Regions from separate parts of the Homo sapiens genome. Here region 1 is linked to region 2. The links are chromatin loops, found by intact Hi-C in ENCODE. Cell type or tissue: lower lobe of right lung. All regions are shown on one strand. Each heading gives the region's core, and the rest is flanking DNA. Links, peaks and the distances in the headings are about the cores only. Region 1 overlaps KIAA1671. Region 2 overlaps KIAA1671.

What was found. Peaks named below come from ENCODE experiments on the same cell type or tissue, not always from the same donor. Only the 100,000 strongest peaks of a DNase experiment are listed, where the experiment ranks them.
Region 1: it touches region 2 in a loop (5-fold over the local background); 43 of 110 quality-filtered maps call a loop at or near these places.

Annotation. Positions count from the first base shown.
Region 1 is chr22:24,954,796-24,961,008 of GRCh38, reverse strand. The region is part of intron 1 of KIAA1671; the gene reads right to left. Among named protein-coding and RNA genes, the nearest start is that of KIAA1671, 5.2 kb to the right of the region's middle. RefSeq lists an enhancer at 2,122-2,621. In lower lobe of right lung, for the core only: no CTCF peak of the experiment used is centred there; no DNase peak of the experiment used is centred there.
Region 2 is chr22:25,025,353-25,031,565 of GRCh38, reverse strand. KIAA1671 reads right to left here. Exons shown (of 13, transcript NM_001145206.2): 2 at 5,782-5,933; 3 at 2,026-3,621. The coding sequence starts at 3,566. Among named protein-coding and RNA genes, the nearest start is that of KIAA1671, 76 kb to the right of the region's middle. RefSeq lists an enhancer at 4,419-5,618. In lower lobe of right lung, for the core only: a CTCF peak has its summit at 2,885 (motif pointing right); DNase peaks (open chromatin) are centred at 2,826 and 3,149; H3K27ac peaks cover 2,581 bases.

The DNA.
Region 1 (6,213 bases), core at 488-5,487, 70 kb after region 2:
ACAAAAAGAACCCCAAGGGCAACAAAATGTTGTCACTTATAAGAACTCTCACCTTCCCTCAGGCCAGAGGCCATGTCCTATGGCCAAAGACAAGAGACAGCCAAACACTGTTCCTTCTCTCTGAAATATACAAAGAGGCTGTCTCTCGCACAGCTGTGGTAAGAGTGTGAAAGGTATAGCCACTCTGCTGGGAAATTGGGCAGGTCATTTCAACGTTCTAAACACCCTTCCTCCCTAAAGTTCCACATCCTGGAAATCTGTCCTCCAGCCTACTACAACAAATGTGCAAAGACATGTCAACAGGGATGTTAACTGCGGCACTCGGTCATAGCAAAAAAAAAAAAAAAAAAAAAAGAACCTGAAAAACAACTCAATGTCCATCAACAGGGGATCGGTTAAATAAGCTCATAGCACCTCATGCACTGGAAATTATTCAGTTTTTTCTTTTTTTTTTTTTTTTTTGAGACGGAGTCTTGCCCTGTCACCCAGGCTAAAGTGCAGTGGCGCGATCTCAGCTCACTGCAACACTCGCCTCCCTGGGTTCAAGCAATTCTCCTGCCTCAGCCTCCCGAGTAGCTGGGATTACAGGCGCGTGCCACCATGCCTGGCTAATTTTTGTATTTTTAGTAGAGATGGGGTTTCACCATGTTGACCAGGCTGGTCTTGAACCCCTGACCTCAAGTGATCCGCCCGGCCGCCTAAAGTGCTGGGATTACAGGCCCGAGCCACCACAGCTGGCCTTATTCAGCTTTTAAAAATAATGAGGTAAATCAACACATTCTGAAATGGGAAAGTACCTAAATCTATTTTTAATTCACGTGTGAAATTATTTGTTTTATTTTATTTATTTATTTATTTATTTATTTATTTATTTATTTGAGACGGAGTCTCACTCTGTCGCCAGGCTGCAGTGCAGTGGTATGATCTCGATTCACTGCAATCTCCCTCCCAGGTACAAGTGATCCTCCCGCCTCAGCCCCACGAGTAGCTGGGACCACAGGCGCCACCACACCTGGCTAATTTTTGTATTTTTAGTAGAGACGGGGTTTCACCATGTTGGCCAGGCTGGTTTCGAACTCCTGACCTCAAATGATCCACCTCCCTCGGGGTCCCAAAGTGCTGGGATTACAGGCGTGAGCCACCGCGCCCGGCCGTATTTCATATTCTTAATGGAGACATGGCTATAGAACATTTCAAAGGTCACTTAACTGAGCAATTAACAAATGTAGCTGTGATAGCTTCTGCCCAGAAGTCAAGTCCATAATTATTTGCTTACTTGTCTCACCTTGCCCCCTTCCTTCTTCTCGTACAGTTGACCAGAGGATTCCTAAGGGCAGGTGATCTTTTGAATTTTTCACAAATAGAGTGCCTTGCCCACATAAGATGCTCAATAAAATATTCATTGCATTGAAGGAAAAAATATATATATGTGTGTGTGTGTGTATGTGCCTCGATTGTTTGTTAGCTTCCTTTTATTTTTACTTTTTGAGACAGAGTCTCACTCTGTTGCCCAGGCTGGAGTGCAGTGGCACCATCTAGCTCACTGCAAACTCCACCTCCCAGGTTCAAGTGATTCTCATGCCTCAGCCTCCTGAATAGCTGGGATTACAGGCAACTGCCATCACGCCTAGCTAATTTTTTTTAATTTTATTTTTATTTTTTTTTAGTAGAGATGGGGTTTCACCATGTTGGCCATGCTGGTCTCAAACTCCTGCCCTCAAGTGATCCGCCCACCTCTGACTCCCAAAGTGCTGAGATTACAGGTTTGAGTCACTGTGCTTGACCAGCTTCCTTTTATTTTTAATTTTAATTTTTTAAATTTTTATGTATTTATGTATTTATTTATTTGAGACAAGGACTCACTCTGTCTCAGGCTAAAGTGCAGTGGTGCAATCAAAGCTCACTGCAGCATCGAACTCCTGAGCTCAAGCAATGCTCCTGTCTCAGCCTCTGAATTAGATGGGACACAGCCTGACACACTGCCAGGCTAATTTTTTTTCTTTTCTTTTCTTTTTTTTTTTTTTTTTTGATACGAAGTTTTGTTCTATCGTTCAGGCTGGAGTGCAGTGGCACAATCTCGGCTCAGGGCAACCTCCACCTCCCAGGTTCAAGCAGTCTGCTGCCTCAGCCTCCCAAGTAGCTGGGATTACAGGCATGTGCCACCATACCTGGCTATTTTTTTGTTTTGTTTTGTATTTTCAGTAGAGAGAGGGTTTTTCCATGTTGGCTAGGCTAATCTTGAACTCCTGACCTCAGGTGATTCACCTGCCTCTGCCTCCGAAAGTGCTGGAATTACAGGTGTGAGCCACTGTGCCTGACCGCCAGACTAATTTTTAACCTTTTTTTTTTTTTTTTTAAGAGACAGAGTCTTGCTCTGTCACCCAGGCTGGATTGCAATGGCATGATCTCAGGTCACCACACCCTCCACCTCCGGGGTTCAAGGGATTCTCCTGCCTCAGCCTCCCGAGTAGCTGGGATTACAGGTGCCCCACCACCACGCCTGGCTGATTTTTGTATTTTTAGTAGAGACGGGGTTTCACCATGTTGGCCAGGCTGCTCTCGAACTCCTGACCTCAGGTGATCCGCCCACCTCAGCCTCCCAAAGTGCTGAGATTACAGGCGTGAGCCACCTCACCCGGTCTTAAATTGTTTTTTCAGAGACAGTCTCGCTATGTTGCCCAGGCTGGTCTCAAACTCCTGGGCTCAAGCAATACTCCCATCTCAGCCTCCCAAAGCGCTGGGATTACAGACAGGAGCCACTGTGCTTGGCCTTAGCTTCTTCTTAAATGGCAGCAGTTTGAGTAGTGAGACTAGGCAGAAGCACCCCTCCTTGTGTTGGGAGCCATGCAAGTGGGAAGGGCATGGCTTTGAGGCAGACAGCTTTGGGTTCAAATCCCAGCTCTTCCACTTTCCCGCTGCGTGACCTCGCAGCACATCAATAACCTCTTGAAGCCTCAGTTTCATGAACTGTAAAGTCGAGGGTCTCAAAAACAGGCACCACCTGGGTTTGTTGTAAAATATTAAAAAAAAAAAAAAAAAAAAAGGCCGGGTGCCTGTAATCCCAGCACTTTGGGAGGCCGAGGTGGGTGGATCACATGAGGTCGAGAGTTCGAGACCAGCCTGACCAACATGGAGAAACCCTGTCTCTAATAAAAATAACAAAATTAGCCAGGCGTGGTGGCACATGCCTGTAATCCCAGCTACTCGGGAGGCTGAGATAGGAGAATCACTTGAACCCAGGAGGTGGAGGCTGCAGTAAGCCGAGATCCTGCCATTGCACTCCAGCATGGGCAATAAGAGCAAAACTCCGTCTCAAAAAAAAAAAAAAAAAAAAAAAGGAACAAAAGAGCTTAGCCCAGATTCTGGCATAACAGCGCAGCTCTGATGCACTATGTGCTTTACCTACATTCTCCCCAGTCCTCCCATTTTACAGAGGAAGAAACTGAGGTCCCGGGGGGACATGGCTTATCTAGGTTCACACTCCTATAATCTGGATGGGTGAGTGGAAGAAGGAGAGTGAACTCCTGGACAGGGATGCTCCTGCCCTCCTCTCTGTCCCAAACCTGCCAAAGCCTTCAGGTTTAGAAATTCAGGGAGTGTCTGGGGTATAAAAGGAATTTTTGCTGCCCATGGTCTAACTTTTATTCATTCAGCACATCCTGAATTCTGGGTATATCAGTTGGCATGCAGTTCTCCAGGCGATCTATGCCTTTGCCAGTGCTGTTGCTTCTGCCTGGAATGTCCCAGCCCTCCCTCCTACTCATCCTTTAAGACTCAAGTATCACCTGTGGGTCACTCCCTCTCTCCCCCCAACACACACAGGCACACACCAGGTTGAGCAAAGCACCACCCACCTGGAACTTATCCTGATGACAGGCTATAGTGATAATAATCATACCACCCCTTACAGAGCATAGACACGGGGCCTAGCACTGTCCATACACTGCTTCAGTAAACTCACATAAGAACCTTTTGAGAATGGGAGTATCCTATCATGAGCCCTTTTTACAGATAGGGAAGTCGAGTCTCAAAACCATAACCATGCCCAAGGCCACAGCCAGGAGCAGGCAGGGCCAGGGTTTGCCCTGGACTATCTCTGGCTGATTCCCTCCCTCCCTTCTTTTTTTTTTTTTTTTTGAGACAGAGTCTCGCTCTCTCGCCCAGGCTGGAGTGCAGTGGCACTATCTCGGCTCACTGTAAGCTCCGCCTCGCCAGTTCACGCCATTCTCCTGCCTCAGCCTCCCAGGTAGCTGGGACTACAGGCACCCGCCACCACGCCCGGCTAATTTTTTGTTTTCGTATTTTTAGTAGACACGGGGTTTCACCGTGTTAGCCAGGATGGTCTCGATCTCCTGATCTCGTGATCCATCCGCCTCGGCCTCTCAAAGTGCTGGGATTACAGGCGTGAGCCACCACGCCCGGCTGGCTGGCTCCCTCCCTTCTATCTGCCTCCTCCGGGAAGGCTCCTTCAATTTATCCCTTCCACACCCAACTGAAACCCACCTTCCTCTGTTGCTTCTCTACGGCTTAACCTGAACCCAAATATTCACTAGTTGCAAGTTGGAAGGGAGTTCAAATTCCTGCTTTGCCACTGCTGCCTGGCAAACGCCTCACAATGCCACAGAGGCCTGCATCAGTGAAATGGGAATAATGTGCCCCATGTCTCCCCACAGGAAGTCCTTGAGGACTGGCATGTTTTATACCTACCCCTGAACAGGCACAGGGTTCTAAAGCAGGTTTGCTAAACTGAATTCAGTACTGATACCACTCCCTCTGAGGGGTTTCCTTACCCCAGGTAGACTGTTACACCCACCTTGAGGAAGGGATCTTCAAAGTGAGTGGCTCTCTAAATGTAACACTGATCAATGTCAAAGTTGTCAGTGAACACCCCTCCAACACCATTGGTCTCTACGTCCAGTCCACCGCGCACCGCGGTCTCTCACCAGGATTTTTCTTTTTTCTTTTCTTTTTTTTTTTTTTTTTTGAGACGGAGTCTCACTCTGTCGCCCAGGCTGGAGTGCAGTGGCATGATCTTGCTTCACTGCAAGCTCCGCCTCCCCGGTTCATGCCATTCTCCTGCCTCAGCCTCCCAAGTAGCCAGGAGAACAGGCACCTGCCCCATGCCTGGCTAATTTTTTTGTATTTTTAGTAGAGATGGGGTTTCACCATGTTAGCCAGGATGGTCTCGATCTCCTGACCTCGTGATCGTCCTGCCTTGGCCTCCCAAAGTGCTGGGATTACAGGCGTGAGCCACCGCGCCTGGCCTCTCACCTGGATTTTTCTAGCAGCCTGCTTACTGGCCCCCAGCCTCCTGGCATGACCCTCCGATCATCCAGCCTCCCCACACCAGCCAGGGCAAGCTTCCCAAAACACACATCTGACCCTGCCCCTCACCTGCAGAGACCCTTCCACTGTGATCCACAGCGCCCCACGCTCCAGGAATAAAGTCCAAACCACTAAGCATGGCTGGCCTGGCCCCAGTCAACACCCTAGGCACTCACCTACCTCCAGGCTTCTGCACAAGCTATTCCATTTCTGCAGCCCATAACACCAACCTCTTCCCACTGGCTGTCGAGAAAACTAAACTCTCTGACCCGCATCCCTCCTTATAGCCAAAGGCATCAGCCCCTCCTCCTATGATCATAGTTCTCCCCTTCCAGACAAATGCATATGTTCACAAAGACTTTCAGGGCATAAAGTATCCCCTTAAGGATGTGGCTGCTAGCCTCATCTTTGACACAGTGTCTTGAAATATTTGTTGAAGGAACAAATGATAAATAAATGAATGAATGCACATATAAAATATCCCTGTGAGGCTCTGTTTCTGAGTTGGTCAGAGATGTAGCCTGGTGAGGAGAAATGCTCAGAGCCAGACAACTGGCTCCTTCATTCTCCTGCCAAGGTCAGCCTTCAATAAAAAACAGCCCCGGCCAGGCGCAGTGGCTCATGCCTGTAATCCTAGCACTTTGGGAGGCGGAGGCAGGAGGATCACCTAAGGTTAGGAGTTTGGGATCAGCCTGGCCAACATGGTGAAACCCTATCTCTACTAAAAATACAAAAATTAGCCGGGCAGAGTGGCGGGCATCTGTAATCCCAGCCACTCTGGAGGCTGAGGCCGGAGAATTGCTTGAACCCGGGAGGCAGAGGTCGCAGTGAGCCGAGATCGCGCCATTGCACTCTAGCCTGGGCTGCAGAGCGAGACTCCATCTCAAA
Region 2 (6,213 bases), core at 846-5,845:
GAGGTCAGAAGTTCGAGAACAGCCTGACTAACATGGTGAAACCCCGTCTCTACTAAAAATACAAAAATTAGGCCGGGCGTGGTGGCTCACGCCTGTAATCCCAGCACTTTGGAAGGCTGAGGCGGGCGGATCACGAGGTCAGGAGATCGAGACCATCCTGACTAACACGGTGAAACCTCATCTCTACTAAAAATGCAAAAAATTAGCTGGGCGTGGTGGCTGACGCCTGTAGTCCCAGCTACTTGGGAGGCTGAGGCAGGAGAATGGCGTGAACCTGGGAGGCGGAGCTTGCAGCGAGCCAAGATCGTGCCACTGCTCTGGCCTCAGCGGCAGAGCGAGACTCCGTCTCAAAAAAAAAAAAAAAAAAAAAAATTAGCTGGGTGTGGTGGCGCGTGCCTGTAATCCCAGCTACTGCGGAGGCTGAGGCAGGAGAATCACTTGAACCCGGGAGGTGGAGGTTGCAGTGGGCCGAGATTGCAACACTGCACTCCAGCCTGGGTCACAAAAATAAATAAATAAATAAAAATAAAAAATAAAATAAAAACTACCAAAATAGAACACCCTCCCCAGACCAAGTGAATCGGAATCTCTAGGGGTGGGGCCCAGGCACTGGTATTTTTTCCGGTTATTCTAAAGTACTGAGGGCCAGTGGTCTAGCTTTGGCTTGGCTGGCTGTCCTGGTTCCCAGGGCCGGGAGGGCAGTCTGCCCAGAGATCCTGCCTTTGCAAGCTCCACCCTGGACAAAGTATGTCAGTGGCATGCATGCCATTAAGAGCCAGTCGATCATGCCGAGTGGCATCTCTCTGTTGTGGCCACTTGTGGGAAAACAAAGAAGAGATGTCGGAAGTGGGCCAAGTTTAGAATATCATTATTAACCAACCGACTTAGAATATCATTATTAGCCATCTGACTTAGAATATCATTATTAACTAACTTAGAACATCAGTATTAACCAACTGACTTAGAACATCAGTATTAACCAAATGACTAAGAATATCTTTTTTGTTTTTGTTTTTTGGTGTTTTTTTTTTGAGACGGAGTCTTGCTCTGTTGTCCAGGCTGGAGTGGAGTGGTGTGATCTCGGCTCACTGCAACCTCTGCCTCCCGAGTTCAAGCGATTCTCCTGCCTCAGCCTCCTGAGTAGCTGGGACTACAGGCGCCTGCCACCACGCCTGGCTAATTTTTGTATTTTTAGTAGAGACAGAGTTTTACCATGTTGGCCAGGCTGGTCTCAAACTCCTGACCTTGTGATCCACCCGCCTCGGCCTCCCGAAGTGCTGGGATTACAGGCATGAGCCACCGCGCCCGGCCTAGAACATCATTATTAACCAACTGACTTAGAACATCATTATTAACCAAATGACTTAGAACATCGGTATTAACCAGCTGACTTAGAACATCGGTATTAACCAACTGATTGACAACATCGGTATTAACCAACTGACTTAGAGTATCATTATTAACCAACTGACTTAAGAGTATCAGTATTAACGAACTGACTTAGAATATCATTATTAACCAAATGACGTAGAATATCAGTATTAACCAACTGACTAGCCCAAGTTACCTTGACTCCTCTGAGTTTATTTTTTGGGCCACTCATAAAGGCTTAGGCCCAATCTTAAGCGTTCTCTCTCTGACTTCAGGGAAGAAAGGCTTAGCTATGGAGACAGGCTGAGCTGGAATGCCATCCAGCTCCCACCTCCCCACAGTATTTCACCCTTCTGCCCTGCCTCCATGAAATGGGCACATACCGCCCACTTCACTCACACACTACATCTGAAGCTGAGAAAAGCCATGAAAATTGGGCTCCGGGCCCCCCGGCTGGCCATACCCAGAGGAGAGCTGCACTGCCTCTCCGCACCTCACCTTTCTCATCTGAGAAATGGACACTGCCACTACCTCCTCTTGGGCTATGGGTAAACTGAGGGGGGGTGACAAGTGCCCAGCATGGAGCCTGGTTCCGTCTTCCTCAGGGTGTGTGGGTGGGCGGCTGAGAGAGGGGTGTGGGATGTGCCTACTTACAATTTGGTCAAATCCGCCGACAGCGGCCGAGCCTGGAACGTCCTCCTCCTGACCTCGGGCTTAGCCTCTGAGCTCTCGGCAGTCCAGCCTCTGATCCGTTCCTGAACGCTCACAACCCCTTTCTCCGGCTCTGGTGCCGCCGATGGGGACGCAGGGGTGGCCAGGGGAGATTCAGACCCCACTGCCAAGGCCAAGGTGCTGTCCTCCCGAAACAGGCTGATGCACTTCCTGACACTCCTCCTGGAGGCCCACTCTCCCCCTGCCGCGGCCTCCCCATCCGCCACTCTGCTCTTAACCTCAGCAAGTTCTAGGCCCCTTCCCAGCCTGGGTGAGGGGGACTCAGCAGCCTTCTCTGGCTCTGGGTCCAGCTTGGCCTTTTCTTCCCAGGGACTCTGGTCATTGCTGGGGGTGACCCCAGATGAGCCCCCCACCAGGGCTCTGGGGCTGCCCATCTCCGGCTTCGAAAGCATCTTCTCCTTCCGTTCACGGATTTTCTTGGCCACCTCCAGGAAGTCCAAATCAGGATCATGAAGAGGAGCCTCCGCCTTGACCAAACAGTCCCTGTCCAGCTTGGACGCTGCTCTGGGCCTCTCTAGCCCAGCCATATCCCCTGCTGTGGGTCCACTTCCTTCATCGGCCACCTTCCTCAGCAAGGCCTCTTTGTTCTCAAACCGGGCCGTGAGGTCCATGGACAAGGGCCTGGGCTTCCTCACCCACGTCTTCTCGGGAGGGGTGGGTGGCACTTTGCCCACTGTGGCCGCTGCGCCGGGGCCTGGCTTCTGAGGCTGAATGGACTCCGTGAAAATGGCAGACACGGGCCTTCTCTTCAGGCGAGGCCTGGGCTCCACAAGGGGGCGTGCCGTGTCCTCCACACTGCTGGCCTTTGAGGGAGGATGGTCTTGGCCTGCCTCCTCTTGGGGTACAGGTGGTTTTGTGTCCTGAGACAGGGGAGCTGACCGGGGAAGGGTCCCCGCAGGCTTCTGGGTGGGCAGGGCGGGCTTGGCAGCCACCTCAGGCCGGGAGCCGGACACACCTAGCTTGGCCTCCTCCGCCCCCTCACTAACCGCCTTCCCCAGAGCGGGGCCGCTTTTGGTGGTTTCGAAGAGAATCATGGTGCTGGAGCTGGGCCGCAGGAACACAGCCTTGTTGAAGAGGGGCGAGCTCGTCCTCGGGCCCTCCCCACTGCCCACCTCCTGCCCCACCAAGCCGGGCATCCTGTTGTCCAGATCCTTTGCTGCTGGCTCCTCAGAGAGCCCCCCAGAGGGGGAAGGTCCAGTCGAACTGGGCCGCAGAGACGGGACAGGAGATTTCACGTCCTGCTCCTTCGAGAAGGGTTTGGGGGCGAGCCTTGGCAGAGGGAGTAACCGGGCCGGGCTCCGCAGGGGGCTCTTCGCTTCCAAGATCCGGGCTGGGGGAGCCCCAGAGGCTTCGCCGGCCTGGAGGAAGTAGGTCCTCGTCAGGGTCTCCTCCTTGCCCATCTCACCCAGGCCTGGCACGGCCGTCAAGGGCGTTATGGAGCCCACCTCGACCCGCGTGGCCATGGTTATGGTTGTGGATTCATGGGGGTTAGGAACTTCAAGAATGGAGAAGCAATTGCTAAACAAACAAAACAAACAAACAAGTAAATTTGGAAAACAGTCAGTGTCTGGGTTGAAGCAGAATGGTTTAGAGAAATGGGACAGAGTCCTGAGCCCCAGATTCCATACGACAGCCCTCTGCTGACCTCACCCGGCAGGCTTGGGCCTGCCTCTCCCCGTCTCTGAGCTCTGGACGAGGGGAGTGGACTAAACGCCCATCCCTGAAGTTCGTTCCAGCTCCAAGGGTGTAGAAAAGGCATCAACACTCTGGAGGACTTTCCCCTGACAGCTAATCTAGAGGCCAGCACTTAATGGCAAAAAGCAGTGATCTCTGCTACACAGATAAGGAAACCAGCTCAGAGAGGCCAAGTAACTGGAGTCACCCAGGAAGCAAGAGGCGAAGTCAGGACTTAAAACCAGGTTTGACACCAAATTCACACCACACATGCTCCTCCCTGAATAGGCCTCAGTGGGAGCGTCCTCACATTCCCTCACTCCTGTTACCCTGTTTTCCCACTGCAGAGCCTGCCCACATCCCAGGTGATCCTAATCACAAGTGTGTGCTAAGCATCTAGCACAGAGAAGGCAAGTAACCTGCTGCAGGTCACACAGCAATGCAGCTCAGGAGTGCCTGGGAGCACAAAGCTGGTTAGTGACCTTGGAACCCATGCCCTAGGCACCAACCCCACCCAATCATCCCTTTGTCCCTTTTCTTTCCCCTCCCCCACCCTTCCAGATGCCATAAAAAGAAGCCATTCTCATTTTTCTCACTCAACCTGCTTTCATTATTTGTTTGCTTTGTGGTTCTTTTCTGTTGAACACGCATATTATGCTGACTGCCTTCATACTCTTAATAGAAAGAGAAACGCCCAACAGTGAGGTCTTCCCATGAGTGAGATCTCGAGCTATGCCACATGCTTCTTGTGTTTTATACATCTCATCCTCCTCACAACCCTATTTAGTGGGTACAATTAGGAGACCCCATTTTGTAGTAGCTTGGGGCATAAGCCTCTTGTTCACCCTGCTATGAGATCTGTTTTCGCAAAGCAGGGGACCTCCTCTCTCATTAACCCTCCAGCAACTCCAAAAGTCAAGAATGAAGGAATGATCGTTATCTCCCTCATGGAGATGAAGGGAAAGGGCCCAGAGAGGTCGCCAGACTTGCCTACGATCACCCAGCTGAAACCTAACCTCAAGTCCACCACCCACTTAGCTCTGTCTTTTTTTTTTTTTGAGACCAAGTTTCACTCTTGCTGCCCAGGCTGGAGTGCAATGGCGCGACCTTGGCTCACAGCAACTTCTGCCTCCCAGGTTCAAGCCATTCTCCTGCCTCAGCTTCCGGAGTAGCTGGGATTACAGGCATGTGCCACCACGCCCAGGTAATTTTGTGGTTTTAGTAGAGGTGGGGTTTCTCCATGTTGGCCAGGCTGGTCTCGAACTCCTGACCTCAGGGGATCCGCCCACCTCAGCCTCCCAAAGTGCTGAGATTACAGGCTTGAGCCACCACACCCAGCCTCAGCTCTGTCTTTTTAAAAATTATTTTTTATTCCTTTCTGGTCTTAAAAAGTGCCAGGTAAGTTGCTGTTCTCGATCCCCCAGGCTCTCTTCATGCCAGTGTTTTCTTCCCTGTGAAACTGCCCCCAGCCAGCCCCCACCTAGATGGACTAAAAAAGTAGAAGGTATTTTAGTTAAACACAAGCCTCTCCACTTCCCTTCCTTGGGGCCCCACACTGCTCCCCCGGCTCTGACTCACTCAGCAGCCTCCAGGAAAGAAAGGCAGACAGATTTTGATATTTTCTCTTCCTTACACGCTCGATGGTGCTAACAGATTCCATCTCCCCAAACTGGAGAACACTGTCTAGACACGGTTAGAGGTAGAATGGAGGGACAGATATGAAGAATCTGAGAATTGGAGAATTTCCATACACAAAGATCCCAACCAGAGTTCTAAGGCTCCAGAATCCCACCCAGAATCAGGGCCATTGGCCTTTTGGGAGAGCAGCTGTGACCTCTGGAAACCCTGATTGAGGATACATATGTAATAGCCAGGACATGAGACACAGAACAATGACAGGATTCAAAGGACAGAGAGAAAATTCTCTGGCAGAACTCACAGGCACTCTCCATGCCCTTGGACACTCCAGCCCTCAAGCTTGGGTCAAGCATGGGCCCCACTTACCCAAGCTGGCAGGCCCTGGGTCAGGGGGTGTGACTGCCGGGAAAAGCCAGTAGTGTCACATGTCATCATGAATGGGGCTGTCCACACACTTCCATGGCAGAAACAAGAAGGGGGAAAGAAGACTCGTCCCAGCAGGCTGAGTTTCAGCAGGTCTAAGGAGACACAGGATGACAGCCTCAGTTCCGGAGTTCTGGCAGTATGGGAACAGACGGCACAAAAGCTTTCAAGCTCCAAATGCATCCGCTGGCATCTACTCCAGCTTGTAAAACGTATGCTCCTTTTGGCTTTTCGATTTTGTAGCCTTATATGTACGTGTGCATAAATAGTGCTGAGCCCACAGTACGTGCTCAATAAAAATCTTCCCTGTTCTCTGATACATTTATTAAGCACCTACGGTGTGTACAAAGATGAGCATGAAACATCCCCTGCAAC